Regions from separate parts of the Homo sapiens genome. Here region 1 is linked to region 2. The links are chromatin loops, found by intact Hi-C in ENCODE. Cell type or tissue: CD14-positive monocyte. All regions are shown on one strand. Links, peaks and the distances in the headings refer to the core of each region. The heading gives the core; the rest is flanking DNA. Region 1 has its middle 70 kb from the start of DNAJA2-DT. Region 2 overlaps NETO2 (neuropilin and tolloid like 2).

What was found. Hi-C counts contacts between places; a loop is a spot of excess contacts. Peaks named below come from ENCODE experiments on the same cell type or tissue, not always from the same donor. Only the 100,000 strongest peaks of a DNase experiment are listed, where the experiment ranks them.
Region 1: it touches region 2 in a loop (1.9-fold over the local background); 1 of 110 quality-filtered maps calls a loop at or near these places.

What each region holds. Positions count from the first base shown.
Region 1 is chr16:47,039,588-47,048,341 of GRCh38, reverse strand. No RefSeq gene overlaps it. Among named protein-coding and RNA genes, the nearest start is that of DNAJA2-DT, 70 kb to the right of the region's middle. RefSeq lists enhancers at 1,268-1,317, 1,328-1,407. In CD14-positive monocyte, for the core only: no CTCF peak of the experiment used is centred there; a DNase peak (open chromatin) is centred at 3,121; H3K27ac peaks cover 571 bases.
Region 2 is chr16:47,090,034-47,098,787 of GRCh38, reverse strand. The region is part of intron 7 of NETO2 (neuropilin and tolloid like 2); the gene reads left to right. Among named protein-coding and RNA genes, the nearest start is that of NETO2, 50 kb to the left of the region's middle. In CD14-positive monocyte, for the core only: no CTCF peak of the experiment used is centred there; no DNase peak of the experiment used is centred there.

The sequences.
Region 1 (8,754 bases), core at 1,885-4,384, 50 kb after region 2:
GGAGTTTGAGGCTGCAGTGAGCCTTGATTGCAGCACTGCGCTCCAGCCTGGGTGACAGAGCAAGACACTGTCTCAAAACAAAACAAAACAAAGCAAAAAGGTGATAGGTACCTTCTTCATGGGCAACTGTGTGTTATTGATGAGATGGTGCATGCAGAAAGAGTGTTTGGTGGCTGAAAGGACTTGACAAAGATTAGCTTTGGATTATTGCAGCTGTTGATGGTGTTGCTAATCGAAGGACTTGCTCTGCCAAGGACTCCAGCAAGGACTGAGGTTCCTGCTATGCAGACTGTGGGTAGAGGCTTAGTGCTCCCGAGCCCTGCTTCTCCCATGGTCCCCCAGTGGCCTCCTGAGTGGGCCATGGCCCTGAGCTCAGAGGGCACCAGGACCCTCCCCAGGCCGGCTGAAGAGGCAGATTCCAGAACAGCCTCCTCCCCAGCTGGGAACACCTCCCCAGATCTCAGTTCCCTTGCCTATCAGATGGAGGACATCAGATCTGCTTTCCTCTTCTGCAGTGGTGAGGAACAAGCAAGAAGACATGAGTGGAAGGAAAAACTGATGTGTCTTATTAGCAGTTTATTGTTGTTATTAATTATCAGCTCCAGAAAACTGCTGGGATTACAAGCCTGTGTTTTCTCACATCTCTCTAAAGGCCATTACCACGAGGGGAGCCAGCAGACTTAATTTGTGAATGCTAGCTACTAAATTATGCAAAACCAGATCTGCTAATGAATTTCTCCCATGGTGGCGGCTGGTGCTGAGGAGTTTGCAGGTACACTTCTTGGAGAGAGGGGTGGAAAGGGGCCTGGGTATTCACTGTTCCACCTCCACACTCAGAACTCACCTGCCTTCACCCACCCCTGGGACAAAGGCTGCCTAAAATGTGAATTCCCAGCTGGGAGAGGCATCAAGATGGCTGAATAGATTATTTGGTCATTCAAAGTGGTTTTTGTTTTTTTCAGTTTGAATAGACTCAAATAGCTTGTCTCAGAAGGAAGAAAAAGGCTGCTGTTGAATTGAATGTAAGCCTGCAAATGACTTCTCTTTCTCTCTCTCTGCTCTATTTCCGAAAGCTATTTATAGATTAGAAGCCTGTCATTGCAAATTAGGGACATTTTCTTCCTCCCCCATCCTCTACTACTCCAGCCCCAGCTCCTTGAGGGCGGTGGTCACTGGGCAAGCCCAGCATCAGCACTGTGCAACGGGCAGCCTGTGCACATCCCCTTCTGAAGACAGCTGCCCCCTGCTTCCACTCCTGACTGTGAGCTCCTCTAGGAGAGGGGCTGGGTCCGCATGTCCAGGACCAGGCTAAGGCTGGACACAGGGTAGGCCTCATCACATCTGTGAGATGGGTGCTTCAAGGACAAGCTCAGAAACCTGCCCTGACTTATCAAGGCCAGAGAAGTTGATTCATCAGAAGGCTCCAGGCAGCTCACAGATGAAAAAGTGGGCTGTGTGGACTTTCCCAGCCTGGAGGAGGGCAGGAGTCAGGCCAGCCTGGAAACCTGGCGGCAGGAGCAGGACTTTCAGGGTCCAAATCCTCTCCAGGTGTTCTATGCCCAGTGGTTCAAATCCCACGGGGCCACACTCACTATGTAATCTCGGACACGTTTCTTAACCTCTCTGGGATTGATTTATCCTGTGTAATCGGGATCACAAAGCCTTCCTCCCCATCTCCCCATACCCAGGTGTAAGCCTGCTGCAGTCATGCTGTTCTTTGAAAAAAAAAAAAATTTTTTGAGACAGAGTCTCACTCTGTCACCCAGGCTAGAGTGCAGTGGCGTGCTCTCAGCTCACTGCAACCTCTGCCTCCCAGGTTCAAGTGAGACTCATGCCTCAACCTCCCGACTAGCTGGGATCACAGGCATGTGCCACCATGCCCCGCTAATTTTTGTATTTTTATTAGAGACGGGGTTTCACCATGCTGGCCAGGCTGGTCTCTAACACCTAACCTCAAGTGATCCACGATCCACCTGCCTTGGCCTCCCAAAGTCCTGGGATTACATGCGTGAGCCACCGCTCCCGGCCTATTCTTGAAATTTAAATGAAACTGGCAGGGACCTCAGATCCCTTGTCAATGGAAAACTGATATCCCTGTGCCCCAAGATTTCTGCGAATCCTTGGAGATTACATCCAGCCTCACTCAAATTTTTTTTTGCATTTCTGTTGAGCAACTAGATGATCCAGGCCAACCACAGTGGTTCATGCCTGTAATCCCAGCACTTTGGGATGCCAAGGCAGGTGAATCATTTGAGCCTAGGAGTTCAAGACCAGCCTGAGCAACATGGTGAAACACCTTCTCTACAAAAAGTACAAAACTTAGCTAGGCATGGTGGCATGCACCTGCAGTCACAGGTACTAGGGAGGCTGAGGTAGGAGGATCACCAGAACCTGGGGAGGTTGAGGCTGCAGTGAGCTGTGATCATGCCACTGCACTCCAGCAGACAGAGTGGGTGACAGAGTGAAGCCCTGAAGGAAAAAAAAGAAAGAGAAAGAGAGAAAGAAAGAGGTAGGGAGAAAGAGAGAGAGAGAGAGATAAAAGAGGTGGGGGGGGGAGAGAGAGAGAGAAATAAGAGAAGAAGGAGAGGAGAGGAGAGGAGGGGAGGGGAGGGGAGGGGAGAGGAAAGGGAAATTTACTTCCTAAATGGGCACCCTTCTTTAGAAGTGCCAACCACTAAAATAACAATTTTTTCACACTCAGTAAATGCAGATCAGATAAGTGCTTTGAAAACCACAAAGTACGGCCAGCATAGGAAGGTTATTAAACCCGTTCCTCTTAGTCCCATTACGGACAGCACTTCCTGGAAGGCATCTAAATGCTCTCTGCTCCAGCACTGTTGGCCTTGTAAGAGAACAGGAGCCTGTGGAATTTTCTGAAACAATCCTTTCAGGCTCCAAAGAACCCACTCCCATTATCTTGAATTAAATCCATTCCAACCATTGCCTTCCACTTTTTAAATTTTTGTTGGAAAATAATTTACATACAGAAAAGTACATCATTAACATTCACACCCGGTTCAAGACACAGAGCACACTCAGCTCCCAGAAACTTCCCTTCCAGTCACTCGCTGTCTCCAAAGCTGACCTCTAACGGCCGACATGCATGCCTGCTTCTGTATCTGTGAATGGAGTCCTACCATAGATGCTTTGCACTCAGCTTCTCCCACCCCACAAGACATTTGCAGGATTCAATCACGTGGTCGTATGTAGTTTAGATAATCATTCTCATTGTTTCATCAACGTCTCTCCTGTGGAAATAATTGTTTTTCATCTACTGTTGATGAGCATTTGGGTAGTTTCCAGTCTGGCTATCGTGACTAGCACTGCCTTGGACATTCTAGTCCATGTTTCTTTGGCACACATAGGGCTGTGTTTCTGTTGGGTATCTGCCTAGGAGTACAATTTTTGGTTCGTAGGGTAGTCATGTATTCTTTTTTTTTTTTTTTTTTTGAGACAGAATCTTGCTCTGTCACCCAGGCTCACCGCAGCCTTGAAATCATGGGCCTTGAAATCATGGGTGTCAGTGATCCTCTCCTCTTAGCCTCCTAAGTAGCTGGAACCACAGGCATGTGCTAACATGCCTGGCTAATTTTTTATTTTTATTTTTATTTTTTTGTAGAGATGAGGTCTCACTATGTTGCCCAGGCTGGTCTCAAACTCCTGAGCTAAAGCAATCCTTCTGTGTTGGCCTCGCAAAGTGCTAGGATTACAGATGTGAGCCACTAAGCCTGGCTGTGTTAATCTTTAATAGAACAAGTGCCAAATGGTTTTCATCCCATCTTTTCTTTCTTTCATGTTTTATTTATTTATTTTTGAGACAGGGTCTTGTTCTGTTGCCCAGCCTGAAGTGCAGTGGTGCAATCATGACTCACTGCAGCCTCGGCCTCCTAGGATCAACTGATCCTCCCATCTCAGCCTCCCGAGTAGCTGAGATTACAAGTGCACATCAGCATGCCTGGCTAATTTTTGTATTTTTTTTTTGTAGAAACAGGGTTTCACTATGTTGTCCAGACTAGTCTCGAACTCCTGGCCTCAATCCTTCCTGGCCTCAGCCTCCCAAAGTGCTGGGATTATAGGTGTGAGCCACCGTGCCCGGCCCGGCTTTACCCTTTCTTTAGAGTGTTTACTCTCAGATCACCTTCTGCAGGGAAGCGATGTTAAGTGGCTTGTTCCAGGCCACATGCCCAGCAGTGGTAGAGCTGAGATTTGAGCTTATGCAGGCTCCCTCTCAGAGTCTGTACTATTAATTGCCAGGCTACACTGCCTCCCTGTTTCTGAGAAGAGTCTAATGTACCATATAAAGTTGTGTGCAGTGAAAACCTCCTGAAAAGGAGCCCTGAGCTTAGGGCTCCTTAGGGGTTGTGTGGAATATTTTATTTTTATTTATTTATTTATTTATTTTTGAGAGTGTCTCGCTCTGTCACGCGGGCTGAAGTGCAGTGGCGCCATCTGGGCTCACTGCAACCTCTGCCTCCCAGGTTCAAGTGATTCTCGTGCCTCAGCCTCCTGAGTAGCTGGGATTAACAGGCATGTACCACCACACCCAGCTAATTTTAGTATTTTTAGTAGAGACAGGGTTTTGCCATGTTGCCCAGGCTGGTCTCAACTCCTGGAGCAATCTATCTGCCTTGGCCTCCCAAAGTGCTGGGATTACAGGCCTGAGCTGCCGTGCCCAGCCGGGGAGCAGAATATTTTATAATGGGCAGTGGGCACATCTGCTTTTCGCTCCAGGAGGAAACATTAACACTCACCTCTAAGGTTGTTTGTTGTACAAACATCCTAGAAAGATCACCTAGAACCAAGGCACCCTCTGCTCACGAGATGTGCAGACATGTGAGGCCCATGGAGGATTGTCTCCTAACAGCTGCCCCAGCCTGGACTTTGGGCTGCAGCCACATCTAACATCTGCTGCCTCCATCACCAGCAGAGATGCCGCGGCTGCCTACAGAGCCAGAGGGAAGGGAGACTGTCGTGCCATCTGGAGGCAGCCCATGAGCAGCTATGGGGCCAGTCGCCACCAGGCCTGTGGGCCCTGGAAAGACTATGGGCTTTGGCAGGGCGCGGTGGCTCATGCCTGTAATCCCAGCACTTTAAGAGGCCAAGGGCAGATCACCTGAGGTCAAAAGTTCAAGACCAGCTTCGCCAGCATGGTGAAACCCCATCTCTACTAAAAATACAAAAATTAGCTGGGTGTGGTGGCACATGCCTGTAATCCCAGCTACTTGGGAGGCTGAGGCAGAAGAATTGCTTGAACCTAGCAGGTGGAGGTTGCAGTGAACAGAGATCGCGCCACTGCACTCCAGCCTGGGCAACAGAGCGAGACTCTGTTTCAGAAAAAAAAAAAAAAAAACAAGACTGTGGGTTCTGAGGGCACCAGCTGCTCCCATCCAGGGCCACACCCAGGCCTCCAGGAAATAGCCATTGTCCCCTCTGCCCTCTGCCTCCCCCTGAGGTATCCTCTGCCTCTTCTGGACCTTCTCTTTCTCGCTTTATTCTCTCTTCATTGCTTTGCCTTTCCTGCTGGCTTTTTGCAGATCTCTCTCTCTCTCTTCCTCTCTTGATGATTTTATCTCTGGGGCTGTATGCAAACTTTAGAAAACAAACTAAACACATGCACACCACGCATATGAGAAAAGAAGAAAGCGAGGATCACCCACAATCCCCCCACCCAGAAATAACCACAGTGAACATTTTGGTCAGCATCTCCCCAAAGGTTTCTCTTTTTTTTTTTTTTTTTTTTTTTTTTTGAGACAGAGTCTCGCTGTTGCCAGGGCTGGAATGCTGTGGCGCGATCTCGGCTCGCTGCAAGCTCCACCTCCTAGGTTCACGCCATTCTCCTGCCTCAGCTTCCTGAGTAGCTGGGACTACAGGCACCCACCACCATGCCCGGCTAATTTTTTGTATTTTTAGTAGAGACAGGGTTTCATCGTGTTGGTCAGGATGGTCTCGATCTCCTGACCTCGTGATCCGCCCACGTCAGCCTGCCAAAGTGCTGGGATTACAGGCGTGAGCCACTGCGCCCAGCCCAAAGGTTTCTCTATAGACATAGCCACATATGTCACATATCCACACATATCAACATACTCACCACAAAACTGGGATCCCATGTAGACAGAGCTCACGCTTCCTGAGCTACTCCGGAGAAGAGGAGGCCTGTGGAGGCCACAGGGCCGGGGAAGACTTTCTTCCCCTTGAGAAAGAAAATGAGAGAGAACTTGGGACCACTGCTAGCTGCATGGAGCCTTGATCTTCCAGGACACCAAACCAGCCTGTGTCCCCTCTCCCAGCTCATCCCTGCCAGCAGGGTCAGGGAGAAGGTTTAGCTGTGAGGGTCCTCGGGATAGCGACGGAGGCAGGACCACATCTGCTCCCCTCAGCCTTGAGCAGGCTTCCAGGAGGAGGTGAGACCTCCGTGCACATGGCAGGGTCTCCATGGATTGTGGAGCAGAAGACTGACGGGAGTGTGTGGGCGGGGTGGAGGGATACATGTCTGTATGAGTGTGACCACACACTCACACAGACCTCCATCTTCAGTCCAGCAACCACTGAGGGAGGGAGCGGTCCTGCCACAGCCGCACAGCCACTTTTCTTTTTTTTTTTTTTTTTGAGACAGAGTCTTGCTCTGTCGCCCAAGCTAGAGTGCAGTGGCACAGTCTCAGCTCACTGCAACCTCGCCCTCCCGAGTTCAAGCAATTCTTATGCCTCAGCCTCCCGAGTAGCTAGGACTACAGGTATGTACCACACCAGCTAATTTTTGTATTTTTTGATAGAGATGGGGTTTCACTATGTTGGCCAGGCTAGTCTCAAACTCCTGACCTCAAGTGATCCACTCACCTCGGCCTCCCAAAGTGCTGGGATTACAGGTGTGTGCCACCGCACCCAGCCTTAATTTTTGTATTTTTAGTAGAGATGGGGTTTCATCATGTTGGCCAAGCTGGTCTCGAACTCCTGTCCTCAAGTGATCTGCCCGCCTCAGCCTCTCAAAGTGCTGGGATTACAGGTGTGAGCCCACATGCCCAGCCCCCTTTCCTTGGACTCAAACCTACCCCAACTCCCATTCTTGGATGTGCCTTAATCCTCAATCCCACCCCAGGTTGAGCTGAGAGGGCAGCCTGAGGCTGGAGGGGCTGGGAAGGATTCATGGGTTTGGTGGGAAACATTTAGGTGGTTTATAAATTTTCACTATTACAAATAATGCGCTTCCAAGGTTTTCATTGTTTTATTTTATTTTACTTTACTTTATTTTTAGAGACAGGGTCTTGCTCTGTCACCCAGGCTGGAGTGCAGTGGTGCAATCATAGCTCACTGCAGCCTTGAACTATTGGGCTTAAGCCAACCTCCCACCTCAGCCTCTTGAACAGCTAGGACTATAGGTGCACACCACCATGCCGGGCTAATATTTTTTTAAATTTATTGTAGAGACGGGGGTCTAACTGTGTTGCCCAGGCCGGTCTCAAACTTCTGGACTCAAGTGATCCTTCTGCCTCAGCCTCCCAAAGTGCTGGGATTACAGGCATGAGCCACTGTGCCCAGCCTCCAAGATGTTTAAAGCACCATACTTGTTACAAGAAATTCAGACAATAACCAAGTTCATAGAATTACATCAGAAATTCTCCCTGAACCCACCCCGACTTCAGTTCCACTCTCCACAGAAAAGTGACCACTGAAAATAGGTTAGCATCCTCTTAGAGTTATTCTTGGACATAGACAAAAATATGAGCCCATATGAAATTGTGTTTTTTTTAATCACACACAGATACTTCTTTTTCTCACTCACTCAACAAGCCTTCATGGGCCTTTTCCAAGCCAGTGCGTAGAGAGCGGCCTCATCAATATGAAGGTTTGCTCTGAGAGGAGAACCAAGTCAGCCTAAGACGTTTTGGCCTTTCCACAAACATTTGCAAACACCTGCAATGCTGGGCAGGCTCTGGAGGCAGAGAGACCTGGGCTCAGAGCCCACCTCCACGCTCCACAGCCATGTGATCTTGAGGAGGTCACCCTCCTGCCTGAGTACCTACCTTGGGTGCTATTGTGAAGGTGAAGTAATAATCTGTATGGGAGGCTTGGCAGAGCATCCAGCTCAGAGAGGGCCCTAAATGATGGAAACTGTGACTGTTACCTCCAAAATGAGCCAGCCACAAGCATAGCTGCATAGCCTTCCATGGGCCGCCGCCTTTTCACCCTGCTGAAGAACACGGAGCTTGTTTCCAGTTTTAACCGTTTGCTCTTTTATTCAACAAACAAGGTCACTTCCTCCTGCTATGTTTTTCAACTCACTACATGTGAAGCATTTGTTGGGAAAGAAGCCATATTGACCCCCATGCTACTAAGCCACCTTGGGCAGCGCTTGGTGTCTCTGAACCTTGCTTCCTGTCTGTAAAATGGAGGAAAATTCAATTAATCCTGTCTCTGCACCTGGCCAAGGTTTCCTGGAGGACAAATTAGAAAGTGGCTGTAAAAATGCTTTGCAAAATCTGAAGCAGTGTAGACACATGAGGGAATGTTATGTGGACAGGACTATGGCCCTGCTAGATTCTATCCTCTTGGGAGGGCAGACACTGGGGACTCGGTAATACTTGCCGAATAATGAATGAATCTTCTCATCTGAAAAATAAGGAAATCAAAGGCCCGGTGTCTCTGGAACGTTTAACAAGGGAAGAGGAGAAGGAGGAAAGGCAGAGCCCACCCTGACTGTGTTCCTCTTGTCTTTTCTCCTCCCACCCTTCTTCCTTCCTTCCTTTCTTTTATTCAACA
Region 2 (8,754 bases), core at 2,717-5,216:
CCGACCTTTCTCTCTGGCTGCCCTTAACATTTTTTCCTTCATTTCAACCTTGGTGAATCTGACGATTATGTGTCTTGGGGTTGCTCTTCTCAAGGAGTATCTTTGTGGTGGTCTCTGTATTTCCTGAATTTGAATGTTGGCCTGTCTTGCTAGGTTGGGGAAGTTCTCTTGGATAATATCCTGAAGAGTGTTTTCCACCTTGGTTCCATTCTCCCTGTCACTTTCAGGTACACCAGTCAAACGTAGGTTTGGTCTTTTCACGTAGTCCCATATTTCTTAGAGACTTTGTTCGTTCCTTTTAATTCTTTTTTCTCTAATTTTGTCTTCCCGCTTTATTTCATTAAACTGATCTTCAATCTCTGATATCCTTTCTTCCACTTGATCCATTCAGCTGTTGATACTTACATATGCTTCACGAAGTTCTCATGCTGTGTTTTTCAGCTCCATCAGGTCATTTATGTTCTTCTCTAAACTGGTTGTTCTAGTTAGCAATTCCTCTAACCTTTTTTCAAGGTTCTTAGCTTCCTTGCATTGGGTTAGAACATGCTCCTTTAGCTCGGAGAAGTTTGTTATTACCCACATTCTGAAGCCTACTTCTGTCAATTCATCAAATTCATTCTCCATCCAGTTTTGTTCCCTTGCTGGCAAGGGGTTGTGATCCTTTGGAGGAGAAGAGGAGTTCTGGTTTTTGGAATTTTCAGGCTTTTTGCAGTGTTTTTTCCTTATCTTCATGGATTTATCTACCTTTGGTCTTTGATGTTGGTGACCTTTGGATGTGGTTTATGTGTGGACGCCCATTTTATTGATGTTGATGCTATTCCTTTCTGTTTGTTAGTTTTCCTTCTAACAGTCAGGCCCCTCTGCGGCAGATCTGCTGGAGTTTGCTGGAGGTCCACTCCAGACCCTGTTTGCCTGTGTATCACTAGTGGAGGCTACAGAATAGCAAAGATTGCTACCTTTTCCTTTCTCTGGAAGCTTCGTCCCAGAAGGGCACCCACCAGATGCCAGCTGGAGCTCTCCTGTGTGAGGTGTCTGTCGACCCCTTCTGTGAGGTATCTCCCAGTCAGGAGGCATGGGGATCAGGGACCCACTTGAGGAGGCAGTATGTCCCTTAGGAGAGCTCGAGTGCTGTGCTGGGAGGTCTGCTGCTCTCTTCAGAGCCGGCAGGCAGGAACGTTTAAGTCTGCTGAAGCTGCACCCACAGCGGCCCCTTCCCCCAGGTGCTCTGTCCCACGGAGATGGGAGTTTTATCTATAAGCCCCTGACTGGGACTGCTGCCTTTCTTTCAGAGATGCCCTGCCCAGAGAGGAGGAATCTAGAGAGGCAGTCTGGCTACAGCAGCTTTGCTGAGCTGCGGTGGGCTCTGCCCAGTTCAGACTTCCCTGTGGCTTTGTTTACACTGTGAGGGGAAAACCACCTACTCAAGCCTCAGTCATGGCAGATGCCCCTCCCCCTACCAAGCTCAAGCGTCCCAGGTCAACTTCAGACTGCTGTGCTGGCAGTGAGAATTTCTAGCCAGTGCATCTTCGTCTGAAGGGCCCCGTGGGGGTGGGATCTGCTGAACTACACCACTTGGCTCCCTGGTTTCAGCCCCCTTTCCAGGGGAATGAACAGTTCTGTCTCGCTGGCGTTCCAGGCACCACTAGGGTATGAAAAAAAACTTCTGCAGGTAGCTCGGTGTCTGCCCAAATGGCCGCCAGTTTTATGCTTGAAACCCAGGTCCCTGGTGGTGTAGGCACCCGAGGGAATCTCCTGGTCTGCGGGTTGTGAAGACCATGGGAAAAGTGTAGTATCTGGGCCAGAATGCGCCGTTCCCTCATGGCTTCCCTTGGCTAGGGGAGGGAGTTCCCCGACCCCTTGAGCTTCCCAAGTGAGGTGACCCTCCACCCTGCTCCTACTCGTCCTCCGTGGGCTGTACCCACTGTCTAACCAGTCCCAGTGAAATGAGCTGGGTACCTCAGTTAGAAATGCAGAAATCACCTGCCTTCTGCCTTGATCTCATGGGGAGCTGCAGACTGGAACTGTTCCTATTCGGCCATCTTGCCCAGGAATCAACTGATTGGTGTTAATTCTTTACATGTTTAGTAGAATTCACCAGTGAAGCCATGTGATCCAGAGCCTTTCTTTGTTGAGAAGTTCTGGATTCTTTTTTTAATCTCCTTGCTAGTTTTAGGCCTATTCAGATTTTCTTTGGCTTCATTATGCAGTTTTGATTGTGTGTTTCTAGGAATTCATCCATTTCCTCTAGGTTGTCAGTTTGTTGGCATACAGTTGTTCTTAGTATTCACTTATGATTCTTTTTATATACGTCAGATCTGTAGTAATGTCTCCAGTTGCATTTCTGATTTTAATAATTTGAGTCTTTTTGTTCTTAATAATTCTAGCCACAGGTTTGTCAGTCTTGTTGATCTGTCCAAAGAATCAAGTTTTGGGTTTTTGCTCTTTTTCTGTTTTCTATTTTATTTATTGTCACTCAAATCTTTATTATTTTGTTACTTCTGCTAGCTTTGGATTTAGTTTGTCTTCTTTCTCTAGTTCCTTAAGGTATAAAGTTAAACTATTGATCTAAGTTGTTTCTTCTTTTTTAATGTAGGCATTTACAGGTGTAAATTTCCCTTTTACTACTGCTTTTAGTACTCTGCATAAGTTTTGGCATGTTTTGGGTTTCATTTGTCTCAAGGTATCTTATAATTTCCCGTGGATTTCTTTTTTGAAATCACAGCTTTAAAAGTTGTGTAAGAGTGTGTAGTTTAATTTACACAGACTTGTGAATTTTTTCATTTTCCTTCAGTTGTTGATATCTAGTTTCATTCCATTTTGATTTGAAAATAAATTTTATATTTCAGTCATTTAAAATATATTAAGACTTGTTTTGTGGCTGAACATACGTAGTCTATTCTAGAGACTGTCTGATGTGTAATTGAGAAAAATTACATTTTTCTGTTATTGGGTGGAATTTTCTGTATATGTTAGGTCCATTTGGTCTATAGTGGTGTTCAGGTCCTTTATTTTCTTATTGATGTTCTGCCTGGTCATTCTATCCTTTATTGAAAGTGCAATGTTGAAGTCTCCAATTACTATTGTACAAGTGTCTACTTCTCCCATCAGTTCTATCAATGTTTGTTTCATATATTTTAGGGCTCCTTTGTTTTTAGTCCATATATGTTTATAATCGTTATATCTTCTGGGTGAATTGACCCTTTTATCAATATACCGTGTCCTTTTTTATCCAAGACTAGTCTTGCCACCCCCTAGCTGTCTTTTAGCAACTATTTGCATGGAATATCTTTGTCCATCCTTTTACTTTCAACTTTTTTATATCTTTAAAGTGAGTGTCCTACAGGCAGCATATAATTGGATCTTGTTTTTTCCCATCAATTCTGCAATCTCTTCTTTTGATTGGAGAGTTTATTTATGTTTAATTGCTGATGAGGAAGGTTCTGTCACTTTGCTACTTGTTTTCTGTGTGTCTATAGCTTTGTTGTCTCTCATTTCCTCCATTACTGCCTTCTTTTCTTTAATTGATTTTTTTTTGTAGTGACAAGTTTTGATTCCCTTCGCATTTCCTTTTGTGTATATTTTATAGATATGTTCTTATGGTTACTATGGAGATTGTGTTTTTATGAACTGCTTAAGTTTTTAAAAGTTATCTTCACTATTTGGTAAGCATGTGGGAAGTTTTTCTTATTAAAGGTTGTAGCTCATACACAGACAACCACCACAACTTAAAAGTGGAGAAATTTTGAAGACAGATTTTAGGATTCTTCTTTGGGTTCCTAGGCCAGGCACAGCGGCTCATACATGTAATTCCAGCTTTTGTGAGGCCGAGGCGGGTGGATCGCTTGAGCTCAGGAGTTTGAGACCAGCCTGCCTAGCCAACATGGTGAAACCCCATCTCTACTAACAATACAAAAATTAGCTGGGCGTGGTGGTATGCACCACTCAGGAGACTGAGATGGGAGGATCACTTGAACCCAGGAGGCAGAGGTTGGAGTGAGCTAAGATTGCACCACTGCACTCCAGCCTGGGTGACAGAGCAAGACCCCGTCTCAAAAAATAAATGGCCAGGCGCGGTGGCTCATGCCTGTAATCCCAGCACTTTGGGAGGCCAAGGCGGGCAGATCATGAGGTCAACAAGATTGAGACCATCCTGGCTAACACGGTGAAACCCTGTCTCTACTAAAGATACAAAAAATTAGCCGGGCATGGTGGCGGGCGCCTGTAGTCCCAGCTACTCGATAGGCTGGGGCAGGAGAATGGCGTGAACCCGGGAGGCGGAGCTTGCAGTGAGCCAACATTGCACCACTGCACTCCAGCCTGGGTGACAGAGTAAGACTCCGTCTCTAAATAAATAAATAAATAAATAAATAAGTAAATAAATAAAACAAACCTTCCTTTAGGTTCCTGAAAAATCAAGTGAATACATTCCCACCAGGAAAAACTGTTTCTGTTATATTTCTTTGCTTTTCTATCTCCTTAAACTCCTCAGCCAATTAGCTAAGGATTAAAAAAAAAAAAAAAAAATCCAAGTGATATATCAGTACTTCCTAATTTTTTTTTATTTTGCTTATCATAAGTGCAGATCATATTACCAGTAGCTTTGGCAAAATCTGCTTTCCAAAATACCATCATTTTTTTACTTGAATTTGAATGGCCCTTAACTTTAATCTACATTTGGGCAGGGCTGGTTAGCCTCTTCCAACTGTTTCCTCAGATTCATCTCCTGTATGAAGAATAATACCATTTTAAGACACATCTGAACTGCCCAGATATAGTTGAGTTTGTATGTTCACATCACATATATTTTAAAATTATAAGTGGTATATCTTATCTATTGTCATGAAAAGAAACAAATATTTTAGCCTTTATATCCTGACTGATGAGTATGGTGTAATGGTAAGCTGTATGATTTGTGCAAATACAGAGTTTGTAAATACAAAAGTGTGACAGTAAGATATCAGATATTTTTGACAAATTTGAAAATTAATAGTTTTTCTCAATCTTATAATTTCAAGGCATTGTATTATTCCATGGATTCTGTATTAAAATCATGACTGTTTATGACCATATACAGGCTTTCTTATAGCTGAACTCTTCTATCTAGAATTTTAAAGGTCTTCATGAGATGCCAAATGGTCAATTGGGTTATGAAGCCAATTTGGTCAACCAGCCTTCCTACCTGCTTTCCATGCATTTCTTTGGCATTTGTCATGTGAGGTACTGTGTTTGATGCTAGGAAGATACAAACATGCATGGAACAGTACCTGCCCTAAAGGGTTTTCCAGTCAGTTAGGTAAGGTGACCTAGGCAAATAGTGACAGTGTAGGATTGACCGTGACGAAGACCCTTTGAGACATAAAGGGTTCTCCTGTTAAATATCCAAGTTCCTTCAAACAGGCAGCATCAATTACGGAGGAGGTGGTCTTTGAGTGCAGGTCCTTTGGGTGTGTCCTTGAGAGTAGATATATTTTGAAGGTAGAAATGTTCATTGAGGCTGTTATTTTAGACAGAAGCAATAATGAGCAAAGCATTGAAGCAGAGCTAAGGTGGGCCACAAGAAGTGTGGTAGAGGGAGTGGCAGAGAAAGGAGGCAGGAAAGGTAGATTAAAACTGGATGAAGCCCTTTGAAAAAAATCAAAGGGAAAATGTAGACTCATCTTACAGGCATCAGGGAGTTGACACTATAAAGTAACATCTTTAGCGCTGTGCCTTAGCTGGGGCATGGATATGAGTTAAGAGTTTACTTCCATAGTCACAGCGGGAAGCCATGGAGGTCTGAACCTAAGCAGGGGCAGTGAGGACAAAGAAGAGTGGGGAAACGGAATCCACAGGATTCAATGACCCATTCAATGAAGGCTAAAAGAGTGAGTCAGTCACCTACAATTTTGAGTCTGACTGAAAGATGAAAACTGAACAGACAAGATGGGGAAAGTGTCATGTTTTGGACATGGTGAGCTCCTTGGGCAGCTGGAAATGTCGGGAGCTCACGGTGGCATTTGCTGAGAGTGAACTTTGCTGCTGCTGCTTCCTTCACCAGGGAGAGAACCTGAGCATGTTTCTAAAACCTTTTAAATTTGAGAACTTTTCAAACTTAAAAAACTATGCAGAGGCTGTTTCACTGTGTCAAATAACTACAAATCAGTGCTTTATACAAAGACGTAGCTAACAAGAAAGGCTTTTAGCCTTCTTATTTTTCCCTCGGTTTCTGTGCACCTGTGCTGTCCAGTCCAGTGTCCGCCAGCCACCTGCAGCCTCTGAGCACTTATAACATGGCCCGTCTAAACCGACGTGTGCTATCATTATAAAAACGCCTCCCAGATGTCAGAGGCTTGGTATGAAATAAAGAATGTAAAGTATCCCACTAACAGTATTTTATGCTATATGTTAAAATGAGAATGTTTTGGAAATTGTTTCGGGGCTTCCAACAGCATCCCCATGTTAGGTGCCTTGCTGGAAGGACTCTAGAACCCAGCATTTATTTGTACTGCACTCACAGCTGGGATGGAGGACAACAAAAGGGAGCCGCCAGGGAGAGGCTGCCAGGGTCTGGACCGATCCTTGCGCAGGTCCACATATCGCGTCCTTTCCATGAGGGGCATTCTGAGTATGCCTGTTTCTCCAACAACAGCAAATGGGCATGGACTGGACACAGTGGCTCACGCCTGTAATCCCAGCTCTTTGGGAGGCCAAGGTGGGAAGATTGCCTGAGACCAGCCTGGGCAACATAATGGGACAACATCTCTACAAAAAAAAAAAAAAAAACCAAAACAGTTTTAAATGAGTTGGGCATGGTGGTGCAAACCTGTGGTTCCAGCTACTCTGGAGGCTGAGACAGGAGGATCACTTGAGCCCAGGAGGTTGAGGCTGCAGTGAGCTGTGAATCATGCCACTGCATTCCAGCCTGGGCAACAGAGTGAGACTCTGTCTCCAAAAAAAAAATAAAAATGCAGTAGCACATACGCAGTGTTTCTGCCCAGAGAAGCCCATTAGAGACTCAGCACCCAAGGTTCTTATCAGAGTCTGGTCACATAGGCACCCTCTGCTTTGCATATATCAAAATTTCAGACTCTTAGCAGGAAAGCAAGTATTTGGCATAAATGACATCTTTTATGCAAAGTCTAGGTACAATGAAGTACCCTTATCTGTTAGGGAATGGATGGCACCCAAGGGCCAGTCTTGCAATCAGAACCTTTCAAAGGTAGCACCCTCAGGCCTGCTATAATGTTAACTCTTTCTGCACTGATATGTTGGGTTAAATAAACTATATAAGTCAAATTAATTCCACCAATTTCTTTTTTACTTTTTAATGTGGCTACTTGCTCACATTTTTTACTCACATATTTATTTTGGGCAGCACTGGTCTATATCCATGATGAGAAATTCTTCTCTAATGTGTTTTAGTTAAGGTATTTTCTCTATATACACTAATTTTTTTTGTTAATACAAATCTGATAATTAAACAGGTGAAAAGCCTCCCTCGAGTGATATCTTTATATTAACTAATCACCAAATGTAAGAATAAGTTTAAATTGTAAGGCTGCAATAGATTTAACTTCATATCCCAAATTTAGCTTTATTACCCAAGAAAAAGAAGAAAGCCGCCCCTTCAGAAAAAGTGTGTGTGATTAAAATAAGGGATTTAACAGAGTTTTTTAAAAACAAGAGCCAGCTTGAAAAACCTCCATTTGGAAAGCAAATTTCAGAGCTCCAATTAGTAAATTTTTTCATGCTTATCATTAATTCAAATTATTGAACTATTTCTTTTGTTCTCCTCTAAGCTGTGATTTGTAATTGTTACAATTTCACCCATGGAAACAATTAGTATTTCAGAAGAGGTTTATATAAATGGGCTAATTCTGCATGAGAGATTCAGTTCATGCCTACCCATTGTAGATTGCAGATATAACTGAAATAGAATAATTTTGCTAAAATGAATGATACAGAATAGCAATCAGGATATATTTGGCTTCTTCCCAGGCACTGAATACTAATATATACCTCACTCTTTAAGAAAGAAACAGTTTTAGGAAAATAATTTCTAGGACTAGAACTGTGAAAGCAGCAGCAGATATTTTTGTTAGAATAAACCCGTAATGTGATTTTCGGTGACATACTGCCTGCAGGCCCCCTGCAGGCTTTGCTGAAGGACAGCCATCCTTCAGCATCATTGCCACATCTCATTGAAATTGGGGGGGACACAAAATTCCAGCCCTCCCCTTCCTTTCCACACCATGACCCAGCAGTGAGGAACAGCAATAGGTAGAGAGTTCTCAGGCTATAAGTGGAGTTCATAACTGGCACTATTTTTGCTGTCTTTTTTTATATAAAGACTTATAGTTCAATCATTTTATTATTTGAATTGAAGCATACCATTAAAATCCCATATCAATAACTGATGCTTGATTGTCATTTCCACCAGCCATGCTTAACCAGTGAAAAGCCATAAAGGTTAATGTAGGTGTAATTATTAATATAACTCACATTTCTATGAAACAAAAGCTGACAATATCAGTGCTGTTTTCTAATCACTTTAAATAATATGGAGAGCAGTTGTAAAGAATTTATAATAAAAACTGAAGACATTTTCCTCTCACTGCTCAATCAGTGATGAACACGGAGTGGTAAACCTGTCTTTAAGGCCACCTTTGAAGTTATAAAGAGCCATCAAAGGGGGGGGTCACATGATGTTCTGTAGATAAACCTTAAAAACCAATGGTAGTTTTATTCATGAAATCCGAATGTCAAGGACCCACA